Linked DNA regions of Homo sapiens: region 2 is linked to region 1. Evidence: read pairs that join two places in POLR2A ChIA-PET (ENCODE). Cell type or tissue: MCF 10A. All regions are shown on one strand. Each heading gives the region's core, and the rest is flanking DNA. Links, peaks and the distances in the headings are about the cores only. Region 1 holds the start of LINC02943 (long intergenic non-protein coding RNA 2943). Region 2 overlaps ERG (ETS transcription factor ERG).

Region 1 (15,050 bases), core at 4,507-8,506:
TGGCCTGAGATAGGCCAGGTTGGATCCTGGCTCTGACATTTACCGTATATGTGAGTTTGGATGGGCCACTTAACCTTTTATAGTTTTATTTTCCTCATTTGCAAAAAGGGAATAATAATAAAACAACAACTTCCTTTTTTTTTTAGAGATGGGGTCCTGTTTTGTTGCCCAGGCTACTGGAGTGCAGTGGCACAATCACAGCTCACTGCAGCCTCAAACTCATGGGCTCAAGTGATCCTCCCACCTCAGCCTCTTGAGTAGCTGGGACTACAGGCATGTGTCATCACATCTGGCTACTTTTTAATTTTTTCAGAGATTGGGTCTCACTATGTAGTCCAGGCTGGTCTCAAACTCCTGTAGTCTCAAACTGGGACTACAGGTGTGAGCCACCATGCAGGGCCTAAACACAACTTAGAAAATTGCCATGAGGATCAGATAAAATCACATACAGCAAGTACCTAGTGTATGACTCTGTGAGGGCCACCTAACAAAATACCACGGACTGGTGGCTTAAGCAATAGACATTTGTTTCCTCCCAGTTCTGGAGGCTGGAGTCCAGGATCAAGGTGTGGGCAGGGTTGATTCCTCCTGAGGCCTCTCTCCTTGGCTTGTAGAAGGCCTCTTCTCCCTGAATCCTCACAGGGTTGTCCCTCTGTGTGTGTCTGTGTCCTAATCCCCTCTTCTTATAAGGACATCAGTCTTATTAGATTAGGGCCACCCAAATCCACCTGCTGAATGAGTTCCCTGGGCCTGCTGTAACAAACCACCACAACCTGGGTGACTTCGAACAGGGGTCCCCAACCCCGGGCCATGGACCAGTATGGACAAGAGGCGAGTGTGGGCGAGTGACCATTACCGCCTGAGCTCCACCTCCTGTCAGAACAGTGGCGGCGTTAGATTCTTATAGGAGGTTGCGCCTTATTATGAATTGTGAGGGATCTAGGCGGTACGCTCCTTATGAGAATCTAATGCCTGATGATCTGTCACTGTCTCCCATCACCCTCAGATGGGACTGTCTAGTTGCAGGAAAACAGGCTCAGGTCTCCCACTGATTCTTCATTCTTGTGAGTTGTGTAATGATTTCATTACATATTACAGTGTAATAATAATAGAAATAAAGTGCACAATACGCATCATGCCCTTGAGTCATCCTGAAACCATCCCCCCCGTGTGTGGAAAAATTGCCTCCTGCAAAACTGGTCCCTCGTGCCAAAAAGGTTGAGGACCGCTGGCTTAGAACACAGAAATTTGCTCCCTCACAGTTCCGAAGGCCAAAGTCAAGGTGTGGGCAGGGTGGCCCCTGCTGGCAGCTGCATGGGAACATGTATTCCAGGCTTCCCTCCTGTTCCTCATGACCTCCATCCTTGGCCTTCCTTGTATGGAACCAGCATCACTCCAGTCTCTGCCTCTGTCTTCACACGGCCTTGTTTGCAGGATCTCCTTTTCTGTCTCCTATGAGGACACGAGTCATTGGATTTAGGGCCCGCCCTCATCCAGGATGATCTCATCTAGAGATCTTTACCTTCACCCTTTTTCCGTTTAGAAAATAAAGTGCAGCTCACTGCCAGTACTCATTTTTTACATAAACATGCTCTTTGAGGCTGAAGCAAATCTGATGGATTTTCAATGTGAAAATAAAATACAAAAACTGTTCTTGGAGTTATTTCTGCACAGAACTAACATCAGAATCGTCTAAATCATCAGAATCATCTGTTTCGGAAGAATCGGATTCATCAAATGAATCTCTGGCCAATAACTGTTTTCAAGAACAATGTTAACATCACGTGCAGGAATGCGACGTTTTCTAGGATTTGACATTTTCAGCACTCGAGAATTACTATAGTTTTGTAAATGGAAATACCACTACTAAAACCAGAATGCTATAAATGGAATGATGTGTTTTGTTTCCAAAGTCAATACACTAGAGCGATTTGAAAATAATAATAAAAGCAAGGTATTTTGCAGCAAAGTTATCTTGGGGTAAATGCTGCTGGGGAGTATTCTTGGGCAAGTGGGAAAAGGGTTAATGATATCTACAAAGACCCTTATTCCAGTCAAGTCACATTTGGAGGTTCTGGGTGGACATATCTTCTGGGAGGGGGCACCATCCAACTCACGACACCCAGGTAGCTCCTACAAATGCTGACGTCAGGCTGCACCGAGGTCAATTACATTACAGTCCCTGGGGCTGGGATCCTGGCATGGGGCGTGTTTGAAGTTCTGGGTGATGCCCGAGAGCAGCCTGGAGTGCAGAAGTGAAAGGAGCCTTTGTATTTTCAGTTGCCTTTAAATGTCCGAAGAACCCATCCTGATACAGGCTCAGAGGAGACCCTCTTGGGGGAGGGGCTCAGTGTGATTTGTGCCCAGCCTTCCAGTCTTGTCTGGTTCTAATCGGATTGTGGTGGGGTGTGTGTGTCCTTTTCTGTAAATGAAGCACATGAGCGAGCAGTCGTGGCCACACCATGCCCCGGCTTCAGTGTAATGTGTTATTTCTGGCTTTCCTACACCGAGACAGCCTTGGCTTCAGCGAGGCGCTGTTTGTTGCAGCCGGGCAGGGCCGCTTTGTAATCTGAATCTCTGGTGGTCCCACGAAGGTCTGGAACAAAGCGCTTCTTCAGTCCTCGATGTATTCACAGTTTTCTCATAAGAAACCATGAAGTCAGTTTTGTTGGAGTTGTCAGCTGGGTTTCCAACAGAGTGCTTTTGATCCACAAAAGGGTTATTCAGTGCTCCCTTCAGTCTTAATTAGCTGTAGACCCTCCGGATGGCCGGCCCGGTGGGCCTGGAGTGCCCTTTGTCTGGTTTCTATCCAGCCCGCAGGCTGCGCCCTCCTCGGCGATGCCCGCTGGCAGCAGACCCCCGGCGGCAGCTCTGTCCCTGCTGCCCCGGCTCAGACCCCAGCTGGCTCCTCGTGGGGTTGAATCAGAGAGAATTTGAGCCTCAGACGTCAACTTGGGGATCAGCTTCCCAGAGTGCTGTCTCAAGCTGTTGGTCCTGGATCCGGTTCACTTTTAAGGAAGGGGGTGAGAGCCTGGCTGGAGCCCTGCACGGGGAGGGGCTGGCCCTGCCTAGAGACAGGACATGAGTGTCTGAGAGCACTGACCTGGCACCAGCATGAACTCTATTTTGGGCTTTGCCTTGCCCAGCTGTGGGGCCTAGGGCAACCTCTTGTCTGCCTGACTGTCCCCACCTGCAAGGTCATTATGACAGCAGTACCTATGTCGGGGCCAGTTGCATGGGATGTAGTTAGCTCCAGGGCCAGGAAAGGCTTCTCATCATTGTAACCGCATTGCAGCCGTGACTGTCTCTGAGAATCATGTTTAGTTTAAGAAGCACAGTTTGATCATTGAAGATCAATGTAAAGGAAATCCCATCATTTATTTGCACTTCTGGAAGTATATTAAAGGGGATCCAACTTATCCCCAGCACCCCTTCTCATTTCATTTCTCCTTCTTCCGGCATTCCAATTTTCCCACACTCTCTGACTGCGTCCTTCTGACCTCCTTTCCAATGCCTCCCTCCAGCCATGACTGAAGCTCTTCTTCTCTTCTCTTCGCAGTTCTCCTTGATCTCCAAACTCAAATGCCCCCCAACATAGGGTAGGAGCAGCGTCCTCCTGGGAGGGTGCAGGAAGGGCAGAAATCCGGGGTGCAGAGCCAGATCCCTCCAGAGTGGGCCAGCAGAGGGCAGTGGCTGAGGTCAGCTGTAGGTTAACAGTTATTTTGATATTAATAATACGTAGTGATTAATTTGAACATAGGTCTGTTGAAGCCAAATCCAAGGTCCTTCTCCCCGCTATTTTTTTTTTTTTTTTCTGAGACGGAGTCTTGCTCTGTTGTCCAGGCTGGAGTGCAGTGGCCTGATCTCGGCTCACTGCAACCTCTGTCTCCCTGGTTCAAGTGATTCTCCTGCCTCAGCCTCCTGAGTAGCTGGGAATTACATGTGTGCACCGCCATGCCCGGCTAATTTTTGTATTTTTAGTACAGACAGGGTTTCACCATGTTGGCCAGGCTGGTCTCAAATTCCTGACCTCAAGTGATCCACCCGCCTTGGCCTCCCAAAGTGTCGGGATTACAGGCATGAGCCACCATGCCTGGCCCCCTTCTCCCTGCTAAACAGCAGGTTGGAAGGGCCTGTACCTTAGAGGCAGGTTAACTGTAAGGCATGGTTTTCAGGGGGTGCTACTGCCTTCTTGTTTTTGTAAAGGATCCAAAGCTCACTCCTAGGCTGCTGGACAGACGCCCAGTTGATCTGGAACCATTCTAAGGGTGTGGGCAGATCCAGAGACATTCATCTGCAGCAGTGGCTGTGTGGTTTCTTGCTTTTGTGATTGACCTCTATGCTGCCATCCAACACTTACTGAGCACCTTCATGATCAAAACTCTCTGGGGTGCTGAGTAATTTGACGGAATGAAAATAAGACAATAAATATTGACCCTGCCCTGATCGGACTATCACTTTTATTGGGGAAATAAGACAAAGGTTCAAGAGAGCCCCAAAGTGCCAAATTCTCACTGAAGGCAACGGCTTCTTCACCTTTGGAGAGCAGGTAGATCAGCCAGAGCTGGAAAGGGCTGGGGAAGTTTCCTGGATGAGGGGTGCTTGAGCTGGTCTGGGAAGGGTGAGGGAAGAGTGGAATAGGACTGGAAAGGGGTGGCAAGGGCTTGGAGGGCTCCGTGTGTTATCTGTAAATGAGTAGGACTGGAACAGAAATGCAAATGTTCAAGCCAACTTAAAGGGGACCCCCGGCTTTGTTCAGAGCCATCACTAGAATGAACAGTTCATGTTCATATAGGAGCAGAGGGGTATTTGTTCTGTACTTTAAGCTAGTAGAGAAAGCACACCCCACATTGGACATTGCACTCCTGGGACTCTGAGGCAAAATGCATAAGGCATGGGGCAATTCTTTTGCAGCGGTAGAGCAAGATAGATGAAACTGGAGCTGTGAGAAGTTAGCCAAACTGAGGGCAAGGCCTGCTCTCTCCCCATACAGCAGCCTTTCCTGCAAATACAGGTGCCTAAGGAGCTGTATTCTGGCCCCTGGGAGAAGGAGACAGCAGGCAGCTCCTTCTGGCCCAGATGGGGTGTCCTGGGCAGTCAGTGGTGAGGAAAACTCATTCACTTCTCTTAGAAGCCAGGGAGAGCCCCCGTGCTGACTCAGCACCAAGTACCACACTCTAAGCTGTGACCAGGACAAGTGCATGGCCTTGGGAAGCTCACAGTCTAACTCCAGTGGCTCTCACCTGGAGGGTGGGGCCTCATCCCGAGTTTCTGACTCAGGAGGTCTGGGGTGGGACCCAAGAATGTGCCTAACAAGCTCCCAGGTGACACAGGAGCTGCTTGTCTGGGGACTCCACTTTGAAAATCACTCATCCAAAGTAGGATCTCAAACTTTAGATGCCTGAGAATCACCTGGCCTGGTTTCTGGAGATGCTGATTCATAGACTGGGGTAAATGTAAAGGCGTGGATTTTGACAAGTGTCTGGAGATTCTGATGCCCATCAGTACTCGAGAACCACGGGCATATGGGGGTGCTTGTTGAATGGCAGCTGCCCAGAGTGGGAAGCTGGCTTCTGTAGCTGTGGGACAGGGTCTAGAACCTGTATTTTTTTTTTTTTTTTTTTTTGAGATGGAGTCTCACTCTGTTGCCCAGGCTAGAGTGCAGTGGCGTGATCTCAGCTCACTGCAAGCTCCGCCTCCCGGGTTCACGCCATTCTCCTGCCTCAGCCTCCTGAGTAGCTGGGACTACAGGTGCCCGCCACTGTGTCCGGCTAATTTTTTGTATTTTTAGTAGAGACGGGGTTTCACTGTGTTAGCCAGGATGGTCTCGATCTCCTGACCTTGTGATCCGCCTGCCTCGGCCTCCCAAAGTGCTGGGATTACAGCCATTAGAACCTGTATCTTTAGCAGGCACCCCAGGTGACACTTGTGCTGAGCATGTTAGAGACACTGGCCAGAAGGTGGAGGGAAGGTGGGAGTGGCAGCTCCTCCTTCACTGTGGAGGAAATGTCTGTTCTCTCTTTGTGAAGCCCTGATTACCTCCCACCTCCCACAGCCAGGTCTGGCCACACAGCAGTACAGCCACTAGCGTGGGCCCAGTAAGTGCCCGGCTTGGCAGTAAATGGACCCAGTAAGTGGGTCCGTCATGTTGTACTTGGCACCCAGCAAGCTGCCCACATCATTTGGTATTCTCAACTGTGGAAATACCCAGAAGATGTTAGGAAAATGTTGACCTTGCTCAAACTCAACAGGGCTGGGTCCTGAACTTCACCTGAACGTCACAGGGTGTCCCTGCCCACCAACATTCAGCTGCTGTTGACTCTTTTTTGCTTAGAGACTCGGTGAGTCTCTGTGGTGTTTTGTATCCTTACCTCCAATCTCCCAAGAAAGTAGAGATGCTATCCAAGGGCTGATGATATGCAGGTGGTCATTCAAAGATGTGCACCTGAATTCTCACTCATCTTGCACCAATAAGGTTTATGCAACCTGCTGCAGTGAGTCACGCCACTCCCACCCCTGCCCCACCCCCACAAGCCCAGGAGATATAGAGAGGCTAAACACCAGAGCTTGCAAAACAGAGTGCAGTTTAAACAGGATCTTGCATCCTAAACAAAAATGTTCCAGCTCCACCCCATGTAATTTTGTGACGAGTAGTTTAGGGAGATTCCCTTCAAAGAAGTTCCAGAAACTGGAGGGAAATTTGAGAGGTCAGAAGACGGGGGAAGAGGACGAAGGGCTGTTTTTGCCGGAAAGTTCTTTTGCAGGGCAATCATGACTGTAAAACAGAGAGGAAGGATAATTCAGTCTCATGCAGCAGGCGTGGAGCCCGTGAGCCCTCTTTGTCCTACATTGAACCAAGGGGTGGGGTGGGGACTCAGGTGCCAACCCGGCTCGCACACACACTGGTGGGCTCTGTTTTTGAATCCATAAAAATGGGAGGAAAGTGTCCTTTCTACTCCCTGCACGGGGAGATGGGAGGAAAGTGTCCTTTCTACTCCCTGCACGGGGGAGATGGGAGGAAAGTGTCCTTTCTACTCCCTGCACGGGGAGATGGGAGGAAAGTGTCCTTTCTACTCCCTGCACGGGGAGATGAGAGGACTGGCGTGGATGAAGCTGGCTTCCCCGGCATCACCAGGCCACCATCCAGGCCAGCCCAGTGACGGGCCAGGAGCCAGAACCTTCCCTCTCCAGGCGTTGGATTTTATTGGGAGACCCAGCTGGAGGAGCAGGAGGACTGTAAGTGCAGCAGCGGGTCGGAAAATGGAAATGGCTTACTACCTTTGGCATGCATTTTTGCAGATATTCTGGGGAAAGTGGACTGTCCCGCCTTGTGACCACTAGTTATTGTTTACCTTTGCATGGCTTGTCATAGCACTGGGACAATGGGGGCGCAGCGCTTCAAGCTTGTGAGAAGCCAAGGGACTCCCAGGCCAATAAGCAAGTGCATACTTGTCCTAATGATCGTCGTCACAGGGTGTCCCATGCACCTAAGTTCATACCAGGGGGCTGGACAGGGGTGTGGAAGGCGGGGCCGGAGGGACGGGGGAGGGGTGGGGAGGCCAGCACAGAGCGCATGCGCAGTATATGCCCGCACCTGGAGCGGCAGCCCAGCCAGGTGCCGGGACTTGGCGTCAGAAGACAGCTGTGAGGCTTTTCTCTGCCACCGGCAGGTGGGTTCAATGACTCTGAACAAAGCATTACATTCCTTTGCGTCTCAGTTTCTTTATTTAAGAAATGACAACATACTCAGCTTGCCAGCCTAGCAGTTGTGGGGTTCTAGTGCAGTGGCTTGCGTACCGTCCGTAAACTGTTATGTGAGAATAAAACATTTATCATCATCCATTTCTGCTCCACAAAACGCTTTGAGTCAGTTTAGTTATTATAAAGTGTGAATGTGGTGAAGATGCTGATGGATGACTGAGGAGCAGCCATCTCCCCGCAGCCTCTCTCGGAGTCTGCACCCACTTGGCCCACAGCCTTGGTTAGGGGTCTCCTGTGTGTGTCAGCCCCGTGAGCTGAGTTTTTGATGAGGGTAGGGGTTCCTTCCTCTTTGGGTGCCATGACCTCTATGGACCCCTTATTAGGAGAATGCTTTTAAATGTATAAAAGAAAACACTCTGGGTTACAAAGGAAATCAATTACACTGATACATAGTTACCCAAATATTTTTTTTTAATTTGTGCTCTTTAAAAAAAATTAATTTTTTCATAGATCCATCAACAGTCCTGATAACTACTCTCATTTCCATGTAGTGATGGGCATGAACGCTATCCTGAGATTCCTGGAACAGATGTAGTGTCATATGAAAGTAGCTGTGATTTCTAACTGGTGACCAAGTACCAGGTACTGTTTTTGCTTCTGTGGCTTGTTGTGTACATTCACGATGGAAGGAAGTGCTAATGTTCAGCTAGAGATTAGTGAAAAAAAAGTCATAGTTTCTCTATGCAAGTTCCAGACTGCTGGAATTCTGTCCACAGACAGGACACTTTGGGGGTCTGTGATTAGACCCCTCGAATGAGAGCTTCCCTACCAGGAATGTCTGCCTGGCACCTGTGCTCTTCTCCTTCTCCCCCTCCTTCTTCTCCTTCTCCTTCTTCTCCTTCTCTTCCTCCTTCTTCTCCTTCTCCTTCTTCTCCTTCTCCTCCTCCTTCTCCTTCTCCTCCTCCTTTTCCTCCTTCTCCTTCTCATCCTCCTTCTTTTTTTTTTTTTTTTTCCTGAGATGGGATCTTGCTCTGTCACCAGGCTGGAGTGCAGTGGCGCAATCTCAGCTCACAGCAACCTCCGTCTCCCAGATTCAAGCGATTCTCCTGCCTTGGCCTCCCGAGTAGCCGAGACTACAGGCACGCGCCACCATGCCCAGCTAATTTTTCTATTTTTAGTAGAGATGGGGTTTCACCATGTTGGCCAGGATGGTCTCGATCTCTTGACATCGTGATCTGCCTGCCTTGGCCTCCCAAAGTGCTGGGATTATAGACGTGAGCCACCGCACTTGGCCCTCCTTCTTATGGAGGGGGAAGGAGAGTGAGGGCTGGTGCTGAGGGGCGGAGACCTCGCCCTGACCTTCAGCAGGACATGGAGCCCTGGGGTTTTTGATGTTCTTAGCTGGTGACTTAGAAGGATGCCACCCCTTTTGACTTGGGGAAAAATTGAACACCTCAAAAAAAGGAAGACATAGAGACCCAAACCACAGAGCTCCCAGCAGGATAAATGGACAGGGATTGAGAGGGGAGCCTCTCAACTGAGTGGGGCGCCACCCTCACCAGACCCCGTTTTCCTAATCACACACGGGCTGGTGATGATGTCTGCCTAGGATTCTGGGGCTCAGATATTTTGCTGTAACAGGCTGGTGACTAAAATTGCTTTTTATAATGTTATTTATTTTTAAAATAAACCTTAGGGGATCTCTTTGTAAGTGTTGTAAAATAAAGACGGTATTCTCTGGGCTGATGTTTCACAGGATTTGTTGCCATTTATAACCCCCTGGGTGCTATCAGATGTGCTGAATGCTGGAAGAATCAATACTCTAATCTTTGGTTCCAGAGAATCTGACTCAGGTTCATGAAAAATCGGAACTTTCTCTGGTGCGAGCTTTGCTTATAACTTTGGCATAGGGGACCAGGAAAGTCTCACGGATGCAAAGAGACATCGGTTGGTACCTATTACTTTTTCACATTTTAAAATTGATTTTTAATTGGAATTTAATTGTTCCATTTAGAATTAATGTTATGCCCTGGCCTCTTCAGGAAATAGATGAACATCCCATTGCTCCCCACAGGGAAAGCCATTGCTGGCTGGCCTCTGCCCTGCTCGCTCTCCCTGGCAGCACGGTGGAGCCACAGGATAGAGCTGCCAGGGGCTCCCAGAGCCCTGAGAGCTGCTCCTGAAGGGTGCTTTAGCCAGCGGCTTCAATCTCCCTGGCTGTAACTGACAGCAAGAAGCCCATGTTCTATTACATGTGTGCATATACATATGTGTAAAACCAAAAACAATTTAACAAAATATGTATATACATACGTACATATGTATATATGTGTGGATGTGTGTATATACATATGTAGATATGTATATATGTGTGAATGTATATATATATACATACGTACATATGTGTATATGTGTGAATGTATGATATATACATTGCGTATACATATATATAATAGGAAAGGTTTATCTGAATAATACTCCTTTTTTTCCACCTTTTTCTTTGTTGTTTTGAGATAGAGTCTCACTATATTGGCCAGGCTGGTCTTGACCTCCTGTTCTCATCAAATCCTCCCACCTTGGCCTCTCAAAATGCTGGGATTACAGGCATGAGCCGCCGCGCCCGACCAGTACTTACTCTTACCATACACTATGCACACTGCACGCTGACATTGTTGATTCTAGTCTTCGTAAGTGCGCCTGTATCCTTATGTAGATGACATAAGCAGGTATACACATGTGCGTATTACTGAAAAGGTTCAACAATACAGTATTTCCCCCAGATGTGCTATGCACTCTGACCTGTTCTAGTTTCATGTTTGTCCATTGCCGGCTGCGGCCATTGGAATGGATTTCGTAACTTGTTCGTGGGTTGCGACTCTGCAAAGACTGCAGCTTGAGAACAGGATCTTGCAGGCGTGTGGGCGGGAAGGGGTGAAGCCTGTGACGCAGCCAAGTGTTTCTTGGAGGCTCTTGCAGGGGTGGGGTTGGGGCGCCGCTTCTAGTGGCTTCCGCATTTGGGTGCCCCACTTGTGCTTTTTCGCCTTTTCTCCTGTCCCTGACCTCTGCCTGCCTCCATTTCCTCCAGACTTTATTTTTTCTTTTAATTGAATCCATAGCCCCACGTGGCACTTATGAGCCATCTCTGTGGTGTTTCTGCACCTTCTTCTGTTTAGCCGCAAGAGAGTGGCCAGGTGGGAAGGCCAACTGACTTACTAATAGCTCGTGGCTCTGTGTGACCACTACAGATGGCGTGTCTCATTCCATCCCACAGCCATCCTATGAAACTGGTACTATTCTAACCGGGTTTTACAGTTGAGGAAACTCAGCCTCCTCTAAGAAATGACATGCACCAGGTCCCTCAGCTAAAGGGGGAAAGAGCGGCCTTCAAACCCAGACCTGCCAGGCCCCAAGACCTGAGTTTTCCGTCTCTGTGCTGTCCTGCCTCTCATTTGCCTCTTCTGGAGACAAGGTTATTTGTTTGTTTTTGTTTTTTGAGAGAGGGTCTCACTGTGTTCTGTTGCCCAGGCTGGAGTGCAGTGGTGCAGTCATGGCTCACTGCAGGCTTGACCTCCTGGGCTCAAGCGATCCTCCCTCCTTAGCCTCCTGAGTAGCTGCTGGTACCACAGGTTCACCCCATCATGTCCAGCTAAGTTTTTAAGTTTTTGTAGAGATGGGATCTCGGTACATTGCCCAGGCTGGTCTTTAACTCCTGGGCTCAAGCAATCTGCCCGTTTTGGCCCCACAAAGTTCTGGGATTATAGGCCTGAGTCACTGTGCCTGGCTGAGACCATAGTTTAAACAAAGAGTTCTGATAATTTTCTTTCCTAATATCCTCTTCTTAATGGGAAGCAGCTCCTTAGAATTCAGCTGTCAACTTTGCCCAAGTTTGGGAACATTTCAAGATGTCTTGGGTGTGAAATTGATTTTGTTCTGCTTTTTAGAAATACCAGGAGTAAGAAAAGTTGCCGTCAGTGTTTCTTTGTTTGTTTGTTTGCTTGCTATTTCCTCATTTCCTCACCTGTTCTCTGTGTACCTGTTTATGGTGGGGGTGCCTGTTGATATTTGACTGGTGGGAGGGAGGTGTGTAAGCATACTGGTGAGGTTTAGGTACTTCTGAGGAGCAAAGAACTGCGCAGCCATGGGGTAGGATGCCCTGTGTAGGTAGTGAGCTCCCCATTACTAGAGGTATCCAAGCCAACTTGCCAAAGAAAACCTCCAGGAATGCATCATTTTAAATACCAAGGATTTAGTATAGTGCCTGCACACAGTAAAGGCTCAGTAAATGCTTGTTGGGTGAATGAGCTTTTGAGCATGAGCGACCCTTTCTCCCCTGATAAATCTCAGAAAGGGTGAATGTTTGAAAGGACACCAAGAGATTGGTCAAGGTACTCATCAAACTTTTATTCTCAAAAACCACCTGAAAGATGGTAGCCTAACTCTTAAACATCAACAGAGAGCACAATGCTGCTCTTCATAGCAGAAGCACATCCCAAGATTTCACATATTTCATAATCAGTTTTAAAGGCAGTTCCTCAACTCTTCTGCCACAGGCTAAGTCCGTCTCCCTTGCTCATCCTCACTGGCAATAGAAAGCTAGGTTGGAGGAGGTGCCTCTCCTGTGAAACGGGGCACTTGGAAGAGGCTGCATCCACTTGGGCTTGTCCTAGAGCTGGGGTTGGCAAACCACGGCCTGAGGGCCAAATCTGGCCCTTTGTCTGTTTTTGTGAATAAATTTTATTGAAGAACAATAAACTTTTTATGGATTGTCTGTGGTTGCTTCATGCTACAAAGGCAGAGTTGAGTAGTTGCATCAGAGACCACCTGGCTTGCAAAGCCTAAAATATTTACTATCTGCTTATTTACAGGAAAAGTTTGCTTTCCTTGACCTCTAAAAAGATTCAGAATAAAGGCTGGAAAAATGAGAGGATATCATGATGAAGATGCAATTCCATTCCTGGGTATATATCCAAGAGAGCTGAAAACAGCACTCAAGAAATAGTTCCACACAAATGTTTGTAGCAGCATTATTCACGATAGCTAAAAAGTGGAAGCAACTCAGATGTCCGTTATTGGAGGCATGGTTAAACAAAATGTAGTCTTTTCATATATTGGACCATTATTCAGCCATAAAAAAGAATGGAGGACTGACACGCGTTACAACCTGGATGAATCTCGAAAATATTATGCTAAGTCGAAGAAGGCAGATACAAAAGGTCACATGTTGTACGATTCCATTTATATAAAATGCCCAGAATAGGGGCATTCAAAGAGACAAAAAGCAGATTAGTGGTTGTCAAGGGTCAGGGTGGGAGATGGGGGAGGGAGAATGGGGAATCGCTGCTTAATGGGTATGAGACTTTCTTTTGGGGTGCTGGAATGTTCTGGAACTAGATGGAGGTGGTGGTTGCACAACATTGTGAATATACTGAATGCCACTGAATTGTTCCTTTTAAAATGATTAATTTTATATTATGTGAATTTCATTTTAATTAAAAAGAATAATGGGGGTGCTAAGTGGTATGATGACATCCCAGAGTGTCACCTACAGCCTGGGAGTCCTTGATGCACCAGCCACTTGTGACCCCCCATCCCCACATTTATGCTGTATCTGTGCATAATGCATTTATGATGGTTCTAAGCCCCTTATGGGAACACTGTGTACATTTCCACCTCAGAGTATATTTCCATGAAGGAGGCAGGCAGAGTCTTATTATCCCTCTTTGGAATTTCTCCATCAGGTATGCCCCATCTGCTGCTGGTAAACTTCCCCATTCCAACCTTCATGGTGCTGGATTCCTGCACCTGCAGTAGTTCTTAGGTAAAAGACTTGTTTGCACAACATGTCTGCATTAGGATGTGCATACATTTCTTGGCAGAGTGGGGTTGGGTGTAAGCAGGCAGGGGAGTCAGAGAACAGAATGGAAATGCATTAACAAAGAGGGTCTTGTTATGGGGTTCTGAAAAGGACAGGATGGTGATGGCTTTGGGGAATGAGAAAAAGTCATCTCTCTTTTTCTCTGGGGAACCAGAGAAAAAGTCCATGGTCACAGAGAAATGGGCAATTAATATGAAGACAGGGGTCTTAGGTTGAGGAGGAGTGAATTTGTTGAAGCCATGGTTGCTGTGCTATGCAGTTTTGGAGGCACACTCACATCATGGCTATGCACATAGAGTTCTTGAGGTGGTATAGTGCACAGCCTTTGCAACTGTACATGGTGTCTTGGGTTAAAATCTATTCATCAGGCCAATCAATTAGCTTATTTTTTGGTCTCTTAGATGTTAGCATAATATAAACAACTTCAATGCTAAATACTACAATTTTAGTTACTGATGATAAAATATGTGTTTCTATATATCTATTAATCGAAACCAAATTCTTGTTAATGTTAAAACATTTCTGTTAAAGTTCTTAAGCAATCCTGTAAAACACTGCAGTCTGTTAGTTTGGCCAATATAACATCTTGGTTATTTGGTCAATTGGTATTAATTGAACAGATTTGTGGCCAATGCCCCAGGCCCCGAGCAAAGCCGTTGTCTGGCAAACGTCGACAATTGAGATTGTAGGTATACCACCGTTTGCACAAGCCTAACCCTTCTTGATCAAAGACAAATCAAAATCCCAAGGAGACTGTTGCGGGAAGTCAGGGACCCCAAACGGAGGGACCGGCTGAAGCCATGGCAGAAGAACGTGGATTGTGAAGATTTCATGGACATTTATTAGTTCCCCAAATTAATACTTTTATATTTCTTATGCCTGTCTTTACTGCAGTCTCTAAACATAAGTTGTGAAGATTTCATGGACATTTATCACTTCCCCAATCAATACCCTTGTGATTTCCTGTGCCTGTCTTTACTTTAGTCTCTTAATCCTGTCAGCCGAGGAGGATGTATGTCACCTCAGGACCATGTGATAATTGCATTAACTGCACAAATTGTAGAGCATGTGTGTTTAAACAATATGAAATCTGGGCACCTTCAAAAAGAACAAGGTAACAGCAATGTTTAGGAAACAAGAGAGATAACCTTAAACTCTGACTGCCGGTGAGCTGAGCAGAACAGAGCCATATTTCTCTTCTTTCAAAAGCAAATGGGAGAAATACCGCTGAATTCTTTTTCTCAGCATGGAACATCCCTGAGAAAGAGAATGTGCGCCTGCAGGTAGGTCTCTAAACTGGCCCCCCTGGGCATAGCCATCTCTTATGGTCAAGGCTGCAGAGATGAAATAGACTCCAGTCTCCCATAGCGCTCCCAGGCTTATTAGGAAGAGGAAATTCCTGCCTAATAAATTTTGGTCAGACCAGTTGATCTCAAAACCCTGTCTCCTGATGAGATGTTATCAATGACAATGG
Region 2 (15,050 bases), core at 4,620-8,619, 600 kb after region 1:
TTACCATGAATGGAGCTTGCAGGATGGAAAGTGGCTGTGGATCTGGGTGAATCAGTGAGTGGTTAGTGAATGTGAAAGCCTAGGACATCACTATCTACTACTGTAGACTTATAAACACTGTATATTGGCCAGGCGCGGTGGCTCATGCCTGTAATCCCAGCACTTTGGGAGGCCGAGGTGGGCGGATCACGAGGTCAGGAGATCGAGACCATCCTGGCCAACATAGTGAAACCCCATCTCTACTAAAAATACAAAAATTAGCCGGGCATGGTGGCGCATGCCTGTAATCCCAGCTACTTGGGAGGCGGAGGGAGGAGAATCCCTTGAACCAGGGAGTTGGAGGTTGCAGTGAGCTGAGATTGCGCCACAGCACTCTAGTCTGGTGACACAGCGAGACTCCATCTCAAAAAAAAAAAAAAAAAGACTGTATATTTACACTAAATTTATTAAAACATTTCTTCAATAGTAAATTCATATTAGATTACTATAACTTTTTTTACTTATTAATTTTTTAAACTTTTTGACTCTTTTGTACTCACTTAGCTTGAAACACAAATATGTGGTTCAGTTGTACAGAAATATTTTCATTCTTTATATCCTTACTCAATAAGCTTTGTTCTATTTTTTTTTTAACTTTCTAAACTTTTTATTAAAAACTAAGACACAAACACATACATTAGCGTAGGTCTACACAGGGTCAGGATCATCAATATCACTGTTTTTCATCTCTACATCTTGTCCCTGTGCCACTGGAAGGTCTGCAGGGACAATAATCTGTGTGGAGCTGTCATCTCCTACGATAACAGTGCCTTATTTTGGAATCCTTCTTGAAGGACCTGCCTGAGGCTGTTTTACAATTAACTTTTTTTTTTTTTGGAAATAGAAAAAGTACACTCTAAAATAATGATGAAAAGTATGGTATAGTAAATATGTAAACCAATAACATAGTCAACTATTATCATTATCAACTATTATGTACTGTACAGAATTGTATGTGCTATACTTTATACAACTGGCAACACAGTAGGTTTGTACACCAGCACCACCAAAAACATGTGAGAAATGCATTGTGCTACAGTGTTACTACAGCTGTATGTCACTAGGCCATAGAGATTTTTCAGCTCCATTATAATCTTATGGTACCCTCGTCCTATCTGCAGTCTGTCATTGTCCAAAACATCATTATGCAACTCCTGAATGTATGCTAATTGCTTTGTTCTCATGCTATTCCTTTGAGGACAGTAGAGAAAACATAAGAGAGTTACAACTGTTATTCCATTTGGTGGCTCAACTGACATGTTAACCAAACTTTCAACAGCTGAACTCAACTGCATTTTTGTGAGCCCAGAAAATCAGTAGTTTTGATAATTTAAAGTTGGAGAAATGAAGGACGTTCATTGTTTCCTCCCATTCTTATGCTTTGGGTGATGCTGTTAAATAAATGAATGTGTTTGTGCAATGGGGAGAGACCACTGTTCTCTGGAGTGGATCTAGAGGTTAAAAAGTCAAGCTATTTTGAACCAACTACTTAGAGTGGCACATTCTTTAGGGGAGGTGAGCAGGGATCTATTGAATTATCATATTGCTGGTTAATCATGATTAAGAATCTATAGAACCCCGACCGGGCGCGGTGGCTCACACATGTAATTGCAGCACTTTGGGAGGTTGAGGCGGGTGGATTGTCTGAGCTCAGGAGTTCACGACCAGCCTGGGCAACACAGTGAAACCCCATCTCTACTAAAATACAAAAAATTAGCCAGGCGTCAAGACCAGTAACTCAAAACGTGTGTTGTTAAAGTTCTATGCCTTAAGTTCTGTGGCTGTTGTCATGTAACCTTTCAGTCATGCTGATGGTGCCTATTAAAAAGCAGGCTATCAGTAAATGTCCATTTCATAAATGAATAAATAACTTCCTGCATGACAAATGCATGAGTGAGTGCATGAATCAGTGATGTGGCTGGCACCCTATATTAAAATCACAAAGAATTGCTGTTTTTTAAAAATTTTTTATTTTTTTGAGACAGAGTCTCACTCTGTCGCCCAGGCTGGAATGCTGTGGTGCAATCTTGGCTCACTGCAACCTCCACCCTCTCCCGGGGTTCAAGAGATTCCCCTGCCTCAGCCTCCCGAGTAGCTGGGACTACAGACGTGTGCCACCATGCCCGGCTATTTTTTGTTTGTTTGTTTGTTTGTATTTTTAGTAGAGACGGGGTTTCACCGTGTTAGCCAGGATGGTCTCAATCTCCTGACCTCGTGATCCACCTGCCTCAGCCTCCCAAAGTGCTGGGATTATAGGCGTGAGCCACCATGCCTGGCCGAGAATTGCTTTTTATATCATGAAAGATGGAGTCCATTTTCCCCAGATGCATATACAATTGTTATATACCACTTATATTAACAAATCCATACTTTTCCAAAAGAGTGGTTTGAACTATGACTTTTTGATTTATTTTTTAAAAGTTTTATTTTATATATTTAAGGTGTACAACATGATGTTTTGATATACATGAAGATGGTGATAAGGTTCTGATAGTGAAGGCAAATTAACATATCCATCATCTTACATGGTTACACATTCTTTTTTTGTGGGGCAAGAGCACCTAAAATCTACTCTTAAAGCAAAAATCCCAAGTACAGCACAGCACGGTATTATTAAGCATATCCCTTATGGTGTACGTTAGATCTCTAGACTTGTTCACCCTGCATATTTGCTACTTTATATTCTTTGACCTACATCTCCCCATTTCCCCATTGAGTCTTTGTTTGTTTGTTTGTTATAGATTTTACATATAAGTGAGATCATGCAGTATTTGTCTTTCTGTGTGTGGCTTATTTCACTTAGCATAACGTCCTCCAGATTCATCCATAATGTGGCAATTGGCAGAATCTCTTTTTGAAAGCTAAATGGGCCGGGCATGGTGGCTACGCTTGTAATCCCAACACTTTGTGAGGCCACGGTAGGTGGATCACTTGAGGCCAGGAGTTCGAGACCAGCCTGGCCAACATGGTGAAAGCCCGTCTCTACTAAAAATTTAATAATTAGTGGGGTGTGGTCGTGGGTGCCTGTAATCCTAGCTATGTGGGAGGCTAAGACAGGAGAATCACTTGAACCTGGGAGGCAGAGGTTGCAGTCAGTCGAGATCATGCCACTGCACTCCAGCCTGGGCAACAGACTGAGATTCCATCTCAAAAAAAAAAAAGGCTAAATGATATTCCGTTGTATATATCCACCACAATTTATTTTATGTATTCATCCATTGATGGACACTTTGGTTCCTTTCATATCTTGGCTATTGTGAGTAATGCTGCAATGAATATGGCACTGCGGGTATCTTTACGAGATAGTGATTACATTTCTTTGGGAAAGTACCCAGAAAAGGGATTGCTGGGTCATATGGTAGGTCTATTTTTAATTTCTTTAGGAACCTCCATACTTTTTTCCACAGTGTCTGCAACATTCCATGTTCCCACCAACAGTCTGCAAGGATTCCCTTTTCTCACATTCTCGCCAACACTTACTATTTCTTGTCTTTTTGACCATAGCCATCTGAACAGGCGTGAGGTGATACCTCATTGTGTCTTTGATTTGCATTTTCCTGATGATTAGTGATATTGGGCACCTTGTCGTATACCCATTGTTCATTATTATGTCTTTTTGGGAAAATGTCTATCCACGTCCTTTCCCTATGTTTGGGAAGGTCAGATGACCGGGGGCTGCCCAGAATCTAATGAGTGCTGCCGAGTACATGATGGTCCCTTCCAGGCCATGGATGGGAATGTTTCACTTGTAAATTAAAAGCAGGAATACAGTTTCCAGGCAACCCATAGCCTGCATTTTGCTACATGACACTTGCCTTGATGAGCAAAACCAAACACCACTTTCATTTTTATTGAGCAGCAACACCTACCAGCATTTATCCAGGATTTGCATTGGGTCATTGAAATATTCAACTTTGACAATCTATTATATAATAAGTCTTTCTGGACATGAACTAGTGACAAGTTGTATTAATGTGCTATGATAGGGACTATTCATTTTTCTTCTTTTGTTACTACAGTCACCTCTTTGAAATGTCAGTGAAACTGTAGCAATCTTTTAAATATGTCTGCTGGTGTCTAGTATATTGATTCACACTGAGGGTTTCTGTATTCATTGGAATCAGGCAAATTACAACACAGTACTTATTATATAAATAACATCTCTAATGGATATGAGATAGCATAACATTTTCAATAATAGCTACGTTTGTTTTTGTATTCAGTTTCAAGATGATCTGCTTTATAATAAAGATTAATTTTAGCAAGTAACTACCAGCTTATCTAAGCCAAATAGTAAAACTGAAAACCCTTCTGTAAATTTAAGATTATCCAGCATATTATTTAACTTAGTGAGCCTTACTGGTTAAAACATTATATATAGGCCAATGAAAATGTAATCTTTCATAAAATCTGAAGTATTCTATTATCTTGATAAGATTTTTAGTGGACTGTTTCTTTAATCATTTAAGAATTCATATCACCATTGTTTCCACAGCGTCCGCATGTAAAGTGCTACTCTGTTTCCTGAATGAATGAATGCATGAATAAATGATGCATATTGAAATCTTTCCCTGAGTAAAGCATGCATTTGGCAATGTATGTGATTAAAAGAAATCTGACTTGGTTCCTCTCCTAGAAGAACTATAATCTAGTTTTTAAGGAGTCAAATAAAAGGAAATGACCTTTATTTGAGAATTAAAATGTTGGAAAAAACTTGATTGGTCATTTAGGAGTTCATTGTTTCTCAACCTAATTATATTTTGGCTCAGTATACTCTTAACTGTTTTTAGGATAATTAAAAGGAACTCCTAAGAGAGCTAGGATGCTGTTGGAGGAGTAAGTATGCATGAAACAATCATAATTTAACTAATTTGCCCACAAATGTTAGCAGGAAAATATACCAAAAATTAGATTTTGTTTTCCATTCGTTATTTTTCTTAATTTCTAACATAATTTTTAAACAAAACTGAGAGATGTTTGTCAAAACACCTCCCAAGTGATGATTTCCATTAGAATATGAACTAGACACTTTTCCTCCAGTGGGATAAGAGCCAGATTTTCCTAATCACAAAAATTAGGGCATGGTCAGGCAAAGGAGTTTACATGAAAAGTTTTGCAAAATTAGTATTACTTTGAAAATTTCAGGCTATTTGGCCACTGCAACCAGGGAGTCACTTAATTCTTGGCATAAACTCCAGCACTTTTGGAAATTGACCTAACTCTATAAGGCAAAAAAAAAAAAAAAAAAAAAAAGGCCATATAGTGCCCTAAAGTGGCAAAATTTTTGTTAAAAACAGCATCCACAAGTACTGTTACCAGTTTCTCAGGATAGCTGTGACAAATTATTACAACCTAGTGGCTTAAAGCAAGAGAAATTTATTCTGTTATAGCTTGGGAGTCCAGAAATCCAAAATCGAGGTGTTGGCTGGGTTGGTCCCTTCTGGAGGCTGTGAGGAAGGATGCATCTGGTGCCTCCTCCAGCTCCGGGGGTTGCCTGCAAGCCCTGTGTTCCTTGGCTTGGACAGTAGTCCTCTCTTATCCGCGATTCCACTTTCCATGGTTTCTGGCAGTTTCATCTGCTGTCTGAAGATATTAGATGGCCATTTCTAGAAATAAATGAATCATACGTCTTAAATTGTTCACCATGCTAAGTAGCATGATGAAGTCTTGTACCATCCTGCCCTGCTCCACCCAGGACATGAATTCCCCTTTTGTCCACCGTATCCATGCTACAGATGCTACCTGCCTGTTAGTCACCGAGTAGCCCTCTTGGTTATGGGATCGACTGTCACGGTATCACAGTGCTTATGTGTAGGTAGCCCTTCTTTTATTCAGTAGTAGCCCCAAGGCACAAGAGGACTGATCCTGGCAATTCCGGGTATGTTAAAGAGAAGCCGTAAAGTGCTTTCTTTCAGTGAAAAGGTGAAAGTTCTGTACTTACAAGGAAAAAGATCATATGCTGTGGTTGCTAAGATGTACAGTAAGAATGAATCTTCTGTCTTTGAAGTTTGAAGAAATAAAAAGAAATCTGTGCTTGTTTTGCCGTTGCACCTCAAACTGCAAAACTGATGACCACAGTGGATAGTAAGTGCTTAGTTAAGATGGAAAAGGTATTGCATTTGTGGATGGAACAGAAAGTGTTCCAGTTAATGGCAGTTGGGTTCAGTCCTGTCTGAGGTTTCAGACATCCCCTGGGGGTCTTGTAGTGTGTCCCCCGTGGATAAGGGGAGACTGCTGTAGATGCATCCCTTCCGTCTCTGCTTTTGTCATCCCACGACCTTCTTCTTTATGTTTCTGTGTGTCCTGCTCAGCCTCTTATGAGGATGCTCTCACTGGATTTAGAACCTACCCTAATCTATGATCTCATTTTAATCATTAATTACATCTGCAAAGATCCTACTTCTAAATAAGGTCATATTCTGAGGTTCCAGGTGGACGTGAATTGTGGGGAGACACTACTTAGCCAGCTACAGGTGGGAAGGAGACCAGGCAGGTCTCAAGGGTGGCAGCTTCACCAACAAACAACGGTTGCCCATTGGAAGAGCCAGGCTCCATTCACTGATATCTCCCAACAGACCAGGTCCTGATGGCAAGATTGTTACACTCATACTTAAGTATAAATCATTTATGTGCAAACAACATTTTGAAAGTGCCAATGCAATTAGTTTTGTTGATGAAAAAATAAAACTTTATAGCATGGATATTAACCATTATATTGTTAAATCCAGCATAATAGTCAAAATAAAATCACTGTAAGGCAAAGTGTTTACTCTGCAACCATTTCAGTTTCACAAGATACTGAGTATGATGTTGTGGTTTTCCTTATCTCATCATTTTACTTGGTAAGTGTCGAGACATGCAAAAGCTTAGGGCAGCCCACACAGTTCGTCAGAAGCACACGTGGGGAGTTTGTTACTTAGGCAGCCAGTCACCCCCATTCTATGTGTCAAGCCTGGACTAATGGATGACAGTGGTGATTACATCCTATGAAAAATGATTCATGTGGCTGTCTTCAGGAAAGTCTTCACGTTGCACCTACACAGTCCTAAGACTGAACTCATAAAACGGCATCCTATACTAATATTATTGTCAAACACTATGATTTCTTTTTGTCTTCTGTCTTTGATATCTGCACCTAAATATTCAGGTGTTACTCATTCTTATGAAATGGGTCAGATTCCAAATAAAAATTGAAGTTCCTCTTATCACTGACCATGAGGGCTCTGCAAGATTGTCTTGGGAAAGAAGATTTACATTAGGAGCTAGGTCATGGATTCTTGTCATGTCTGTGTGTGCCCTTGTCTACGTCCAATGCACACAGGATGAAAAACTGGTCAGCTCACGTGCCCATAGCCCATCTTCACCTCACCTCAAGCTAAGACACCAAGAAACTCCCAGTGTTCCTGGGAGAACCAGGCCAGTGGAATCCTGGGCTTGCATCTAATTTGGCTGCAAAAATGGAGATGGTGCATATCCCTGCAATGTGAGAGTCAGTCCCACTTGCTCTATTTTCACAGTTCCTTCTCTGTACAGTAAGGATTTTCTTAGTCTTACAAAGGCAGGAAAAGGAACAGTTAAGCATGTAAATGCAAACCATGAAAACAAGACCTGTTGCCAGGATATCTTGTCCCAGGGTACAGTAGTACTTCCCATGTAACACACATCCTCTACCATGCCACTCTCCAAAACTGTTATTGGGGCCGGTCTGGAGTCCAGCATGAGTGAGATATGTCATCCTTATAAGTGAGATAGGCTCAGCCTCGTTGTGTGCAAACACGTCTCTGAGGCCTGGAGTATTATGACTTACCTACTGGAAAAAGAGAAACTGGGTTCAAGGGAGAGATAAGATCGAATGTTAGGATGGACTATTTTGATAGCTATCTCAGGTCATCATGAAGATTGCACTAAAACCTTGGGGAGATAAATTTGTTTAGGACATGCTAAATATATGTTTTCCTTTTTTCTTTCTATTTAAAAAAATCTGAGTTGCAGTCACATTAACAGGTCAGTAACATAGAGGTTTGGTTCCCTCATATGACTTTCTGCATGTACTTTACATTTTTTTCTTGTTTAAATGCTAGGCATATTGTGTACCCCACATTGGTTTGTAGCCAGCTCTATGTCATAGGGCCCTTACCCTTTACCTATTTATTGTTAGTATCATGTCCATAAACAAGCCAATGGCTCAGCATGAACTGATGCTAAAGAAAGCTCATGCCTGAGTGATAAATTAAGTGACCTCAGCTATTTCTCTTCAGTGTTGTGAAAGTTATTTTTAACAGTAGGTTTCCTGGTAGATTCTCTAACCACTCGGTATTTCACATGGCCCAACTTGGTTAACTCGACTGGTTACGGCAAATGCTGATAAAGGCAAGATCACAGGTTTGCTCCCCATGAAAACCAATAACTTCTCGGAGATTAAAAAAAAAATCTCCCTTCTGTGACCACAAGCAGCATCACTCATGCAAATGTCGGAAGAGAGGAATTGGGAGTGAGTGAGAGTCTAGCCCAGTGCAAATATTTCTACTGTTGAAAAAAGAAGTCCAGGCGCAGTGACTCACGCCTGTCATCCCAACATTTTGGGAGGCCAAGGTGGGTGGATCGCTTGAGCGAGACCAACCTAGCCAACATGGTGAAACCTTGTCTCTACAAAAAACAGAAAAATTAGTGGGGCATGGTGGCCTTCGCCTGCGGTCCCAGCTACTTGGGAGGTGGAGGTAGGAGGATTACCTGAGCCTGGGGAGGTCAAGGTTGCAGTGAGCCATGAGCGCACCAGTGCAATCCAGCCTGGGCGACAGAGTGAGACTCTGTCTCAAAAAAAAAAAAAAAAAAAAAAAGGAAAGAAAGAAAAGAAAAAAGAATCTCTCAAGCATCAAGTTGTGTTCCTATAGGACACATGGGTTTCTGCATGAAAGCAACTATGTCCAGTCCCCTAAACCTGGTGATTTTATTGGAAATACCTCCAGTTAATTTTTACGCTAATAACCTCAGCCCACTCACACCAAGGCCAAAAGTTACCAGAGTTATGAACAGAGCCATTGCCCACCTTTTCCCCCTAAACGTTGTTGTTGGTGCACATCTGCAGAAAGAGGCCGTTTACGTGGAATTTCAAATCTGGTTGTTTAGTCTACAAGGAGGGGGGAAGGATTCTGTCTCTTTAATGTTTATAACGGTTGGACAGAGCTTGTCGGGTGAAGGTTAATTGCTCTCCAGTTTAAGCAGTTCTGTGCCCAGATGGGTTATCAGGGCTGAACACTCGTTACAAGACTAATCTCATTTCCGACAAGACTTCCCTTTCCTTCAACTGATTTTTGCATGGCCATTGGAGCCGTCATCAGCCGTTAAGAGGAGGGTGGATTACTCTGGGATATTAATGCTGGTATGTGGTGAAACAATGCGGAGTGGTGTTGTATCTCAGGGAACATCTTTAGGAGAACATGTTTCGCTGGTGTTACGAAGAGCCAGGCTCCTAAACCTAAACGTGGAGACAATGGGACCCCTGAAGCGAGGCACTTGGTGAAAGGTGTAGGGGCGATTGCAGCCCGCCTCTCTCTGAGGAGGACCCTGCCCTGATAATACACAGCGACACTTAGGGCTTTGTTTGCTTTTGAAGATTTTTTTTTTTAACGTACTACGTTCAGATTTTCATTCCTAAGGACTACACCTAAGCAGCGAGGAGTTCTGTTTGCTGCTGCCACACGGAGCCCTGTGGCAGGGAGCACCTGTGATGCAGCAACTTCATTTAATTCCTGTGAAACGTCAGGCTTCTCTTTAATTTCAGAGATTTCATAGATGTCATCATGACATATTTGCCTGAAAATAGTAGGCAGATTTTTAAAAATTTAATAACAAGTAGCTTCCTTTCTTTAGTTTGTCTCAAAAAATTCTTCCAAGAAATGGCAGAAAGGCAATGTCTTTTTATCCCTTTGGGATTTGGTGTGTGGAAATTGACTCATTCATTTACTCACTAAGGATTTACTGGGCACCCACTAGGCTCATGGGTGCTGAGGGGCATGAGCAGCAGGACAGCTGGGCTCACTCAGTGCTGTCAATCAGGGGGATGCAGATGGGGGAGACTGACAAATAGATCACAGCTCAACGAAGACAGAGTGTGGCAGGAAGTCAGGAGCCTTAGGAGGGAAGGTAGGGAACATGATAGAGCCAGGTGGCCGGGGGGCGGGACCTCTAGTTTAGAGAACATGATCAGGCAAGGCCTGTCAGACAGAGACCCAAAGAAAAGGTGAGAACAAGGTTTGCAAATGCCTCGGAGGAGTGATGCGGACCAGGGGAATGGCAAAGGCAAGGACCCCAAGGCGGGGACAGGCAGAGGGTGTCTGAGAGCAGCACATCCTCTTATAATCTAGTTTCACAGAGGAGGCTGTCAGAAGAACAGCCCTACCCTAAGGAAGGGTCCATCTGCTTTGATTGTAATCGGGCACAGTCCTGGACACCGAGTCCCTTTCTGTCAGGTGCGAAAAGCTTGGGGAATGCATCTTGGTCATGGGTTGCTACTAAAATGAGCGTGTCATCTTCAGGGGACAGGAATTAAAGGCACAGAGAAAAACTGAAATTATTTAGCTTCCCTTCCCTTCTCCCTTCTTCCCATCTCCCATCCCTTGCCACTGATTATGGTGGGGCTGGCTTTATATATTCTCTAGTTTCTCATATGTTGACTTATTTTTGCAGTCGTTTCAGTTCTAGGCCATTTGGTGCATTATGTTCCGCGTTTATGGGCATGCGCTTTGGAACCAGGCAGCTGGCTTAGAATTCTGGTGCATTAACTGGCAAGATGCTCTAGGCAACTTATTTAATTTTTGGAGTCTCAGTTTTCCTCATCTTTAAAATGGGCATAATGGTAGCTAGTGTGCAGGTTAGATGCATTAATTCACATGTGCATGTCTTTTAGAGCCGCCACGCTGTGATCACGTTATTAAATGTTAGATGTTATCAGGAAGGTCCTATATTGTCTACGATGCTTCACTTTCTTTGATTCATCTGTTTCACTGAGAAAAGTGAGATAAATTATCATTAATCTAGAGACATTTTTGTAGGCTAAAGGCTTCTTATCACAACGTTTTCTCCAAAAAATAACGAACAGACAAAAAAAAAAAAATGGAGCCAAGTCTTTCACCGTATTTGTTTGTTTATACAAGGGCTATATAGTCACCACCTTCCATACAGGTAGGAGTCTCATGACTTTTTGGTGACCCTTTCAGAGCAAGGGTTATTTCTGCCCCACAGGCATCATTTGACTTAGTGAGATTTTCAACACACCCTCAAAGCACATGTTTTTTAGGGCAAAGAGTTGAGGAGAAGAGAGGCAGGGTGAAAGTCTGAGCCTTTGGTGCAGCACCTCTGCTGGCTTCTGAGACTCTGTGTCACCCAGGGGTGGGAGGACAGTTCTCTCCAGGGCACTCATCAGGACCCTGCTGCCTGTGGTCATGAGACAAGGAGATCATGTGTCACAAAGGCACTCAACATGCAGAGGCGGTGTCGCCTGTCACCTGGAGGGGCTGCACGCAATGAACTTCCAGTCTCCATGTGACCTCCCACTTCTTGGCTTTCCTACTGAGGAATTTGCCATTTCCTGTCGAGAAGTCCAGGGTATACAGGAGCAGTAAATGCCGTGGAGAGGGTGGGGGCGGGAGAACCACAGGAAGTCCTCAGATATGACCATTTGGGTTGGTGGAGTCGGGACCAACAATGGGTTTTACCTCTCACAGTTAAACTCCATTGATGATGCACAGTTGACAAGAATTGCCCCTCCAAGATCTCATTGCTGTTTCTGGGAAGTAAACGCTCCTTAAAAGATTTACTTGTGAGTAAACTTCTAACCACTCTTCTTTAGCTGTCTAAGGAAAAAAAAGTCAGTTGGCTCATGTTTTCCAACTTACTTCCTATTATATACACACATACATATACACACACATACACACATATACAACACTTACACACACATACGCTCACACATACACATGCATACATACGCAAACATGTACACATACACATGCATACGTACGCAAACATGTACACATACACACACACACACATATATATATTTATGCCTGTTTAGATCCAAAATCACACACTTTATATAGATAAAACTTAAGTGAACTTTAATATCTGTACCATACATTTAACTTCATTTCACAAAATAGTAATATGTCCAAACCACGTCTTTCAAAAAAAATTTTCCCTCTCTCAATTATTTTCTCTGAGATTACAAAGGATATCTTCTCCTAGGATTTGTAAATGCATCTTAATTTTTGATGCTCCCAGATTTGAGTCAATTTCCCCTACGTGAAGTGAGGATTAAGTTTGAATCATTATTATTTCACCACTCTCTGGTATCTAAAATAATTATTTTTTTCTTATTTAAAATTGTCTTTAAAAAACAGCTTTGTATATATATATATATGTATATATATAATTGAATGCAAGGTCATATTAAGATTTAAAACCATGGGCTCAGTTTCTGAAAGAGCAATGAAAAGCTGGACAAGATAAAGGAAAGAATTCACTAAAGACAGAGGATCCCACGGAAGCTTCGCCTGCCTAGGCAGAGTGTGGGTAATATCCAGATGAGGCTGAAGTGATGTGAGTCAAATTTGGGAATTTATTTGACCTGGCTGAGCTCCTGTGCCCTTTTGACGTGTCTCTAAGCCTTTTTTTTTTTTTTTTTTTTGAGCGCATCCTCCATTTCATTTTGAAGTATGTATTTGTAGACGGTTTTATGCTGTGAAAATGAAAACTTGCTACACCTCAGAACTACGTCTCAGAAGGCAGCGGACTGGTCTTGCAGGTCCCGGAAGTTCTGCCCCGCAGTGCCTGCTGCCTGCCTCATGCCGGGTCTGCAGGCGGGGAGCCGAGGTCAGCCGAGGAGCCAAGCTCAAGGGCCGAGATGGGCTGCAAAACTCATTTCCTCCAGGCCCTGCTGGGGCTCCTTGAAATGGAAAAATAAAAAAGTCAGGCCCAGCATGCACCAAGACAGGGCAGACAAACGACAAGACTGCAGGTCTGAGCTCCAAGCGCACGAATTGCCCACGTGCAGCCATTTTCTGCTTTGAGCGTCATGGAAAAGAGAAACTTAGTAGCTGAGACACGTTTCTTCCCCTTCTCCTGTGATTTGGGAATGCCCTTTTCCAAACGTTCATTTTCTTTTTTCTCCCTCCTGACTCTCAGGGCTTCATGTTCCTTATCGTAGAGTGTAGCTGCCCTGTGGAGGCCTGCGCAATGTGATGAGCTCAGCGGGGGTAACCAATATTGCCACCTCACGTGGGAGCCTCACCACTCTTAGGACGTGTTTTCAGGGGAGAGTTAGAGTTTTAGAAGTTACAAATACCACACTCGCAAGCAAACTTTGGGGACACAACCTCTGTCTTTATCTCTAAACTGGTGATCCTAAAATATGTCCCGTATACTATGTGGAGTGGCATGGAGGAGCAAATGAGACGGTAATTGAAGGGTGTTTATTAAATTATAAAGTGCCCAGCGTATAATCCCGTCATTGACTTTACATAATGGCTAGTGTAACACCCATTGCATAGAGTGCTGGCATGCAGTATTTTCTATGAGTGACTTAAGGTGGCATACAATAATAGTGCACCGTTTCATGCCTTCCTTCCTTCCTTCCTTTCTTTCATTCTTTCTTTCTTTCTTTCTACAATGATTTTACATCTGGTATGTGCCAGGAGTTGTTCTAGGTTCTGGGAAAACAGTCTCTGCCCTCCTGGGTTTTACATTCTGGTGTATCTTTTGTTTCAGGTAATACTCAAATCAACAAATGCCCGCATTCAGGCTCATCATACACGCTATACGATCAAATGAAGCAGCATATGGAATAGAGATCAACAGGGGAGGGGGAAGCTTTTGGAGGGAGGATCCAGTGATCTCATAAAGATCTTGTCTGAGCCTGTTAGTTCTGAGGTGTGTTTTGGACATTGAAAAACCTGAAAGTAATTAACCTTCCCAATCTAAACCGTATTTTCCACAAATAGGTTTGTTGGATACTAGTATTTTCACGTGTAATTAGAAAAGGAATTACTTTCCATTATTAACAAATAGATGTGACTTTGACTCATGTTCATTTTTTTTGGCCACAAATTCTCAGACTTTTGATCTTAATGGTCAAGTGCAGGTAAGAGGAAATGAAACAAAATTAAGCAATGATTTGAATACATTTTCTCCCTTGTAGAAGACTAATTATAGTTTGGTCATTGAGTAATTTTCTCAGCTGCTTAGGATCTTTAATTAGGTTTGATATTCACTATGAATGTGTGGCAGGGTTTCTTGGGAAAGTAGAGACGGGATAAAACATAAATGATTTATGTAACTGGATATGTCCCAGAGTGAATGAGACTTTGGTCTCAAGAACTGTTCCAGTGGTTTGTCGTTCTTTGATGAGCTCCGTAAGTGTTGCTCTTCTCAACAGAAGGTTGAATTTTAGGTGAACAGCCTTTCCTGATTGTGTAGATCTGGACCACAGTTTGAAGGTGCCCCTCCCTCTCCCTCTGATTGCCAGAGAACCCCTGCATTATCACAGCAACCCAAGTCACCCCACGTATTCCCAAACACCCATCTGCTCAGGACAGAAGAGGCATTGCCTCTAGTTGAGAACCAAGAAGTGGTCATTTCCTTAAAAGCTTTGTCTTGTCTTATTTTAATATTTAAATCAAATGACAGAACTGTTTATCTATTTTTATCACTAAACTCCATAGTCCAATTTTCGTCTTCATACAAATTAACATGTTTTTACAAAATCTCTAATCTTATGCACTGCTCACTGGCAACCTCTGTGGTGAACTAAACCGTAATGAATAATAGGCCAGAGAGCCAATGCAGCCTAGGTTGCCTAGAGGACAGAGAAACCCAGTGGCAATTTCTGCAGCTTTGCCAACAGCCCTGAGTCACCTCGACCCTCCCCTGGCTCCTGGTCCAGTCTGATGAAACAGTTTACAAGATGTCTTCCAGGTTAGCTTTTCTTGTTAGTATCTGCTTTCAACTCAAAATGC

The links. Peaks named below come from ENCODE experiments on the same cell type or tissue, not always from the same donor. Only the 100,000 strongest peaks of a DNase experiment are listed, where the experiment ranks them.
Region 2: POLR2A ChIA-PET joins it to region 1 with 5 read pairs; 1 of 35 experiments calls an interaction of 5 or more read pairs at or near these places.

Annotation. Positions count from the first base shown.
Region 1 is chr21:39,075,347-39,090,396 of GRCh38, reverse strand. It overlaps LINC02943 (long intergenic non-protein coding RNA 2943), which reads left to right and starts at 5,864. Exons shown (of 7, transcript XR_001755055.2): 1 at 5,864-7,236; 2 at 8,253-8,343; 3 at 9,458-9,648. RefSeq lists an enhancer at 14,476-15,050. In MCF 10A, for the core only: no CTCF peak of the experiment used is centred there; DNase peaks (open chromatin) are centred at 6,566 and 7,506.
Region 2 is chr21:38,470,834-38,485,883 of GRCh38, reverse strand. The region is part of intron 1 of ERG (ETS transcription factor ERG); the gene reads left to right. Among named protein-coding and RNA genes, the nearest start is that of ERG, 20 kb to the left of the region's middle. RefSeq lists a silencer at 9,144-9,438 and an enhancer at 9,144-9,438. In MCF 10A, for the core only: no CTCF peak of the experiment used is centred there; a DNase peak (open chromatin) is centred at 6,963.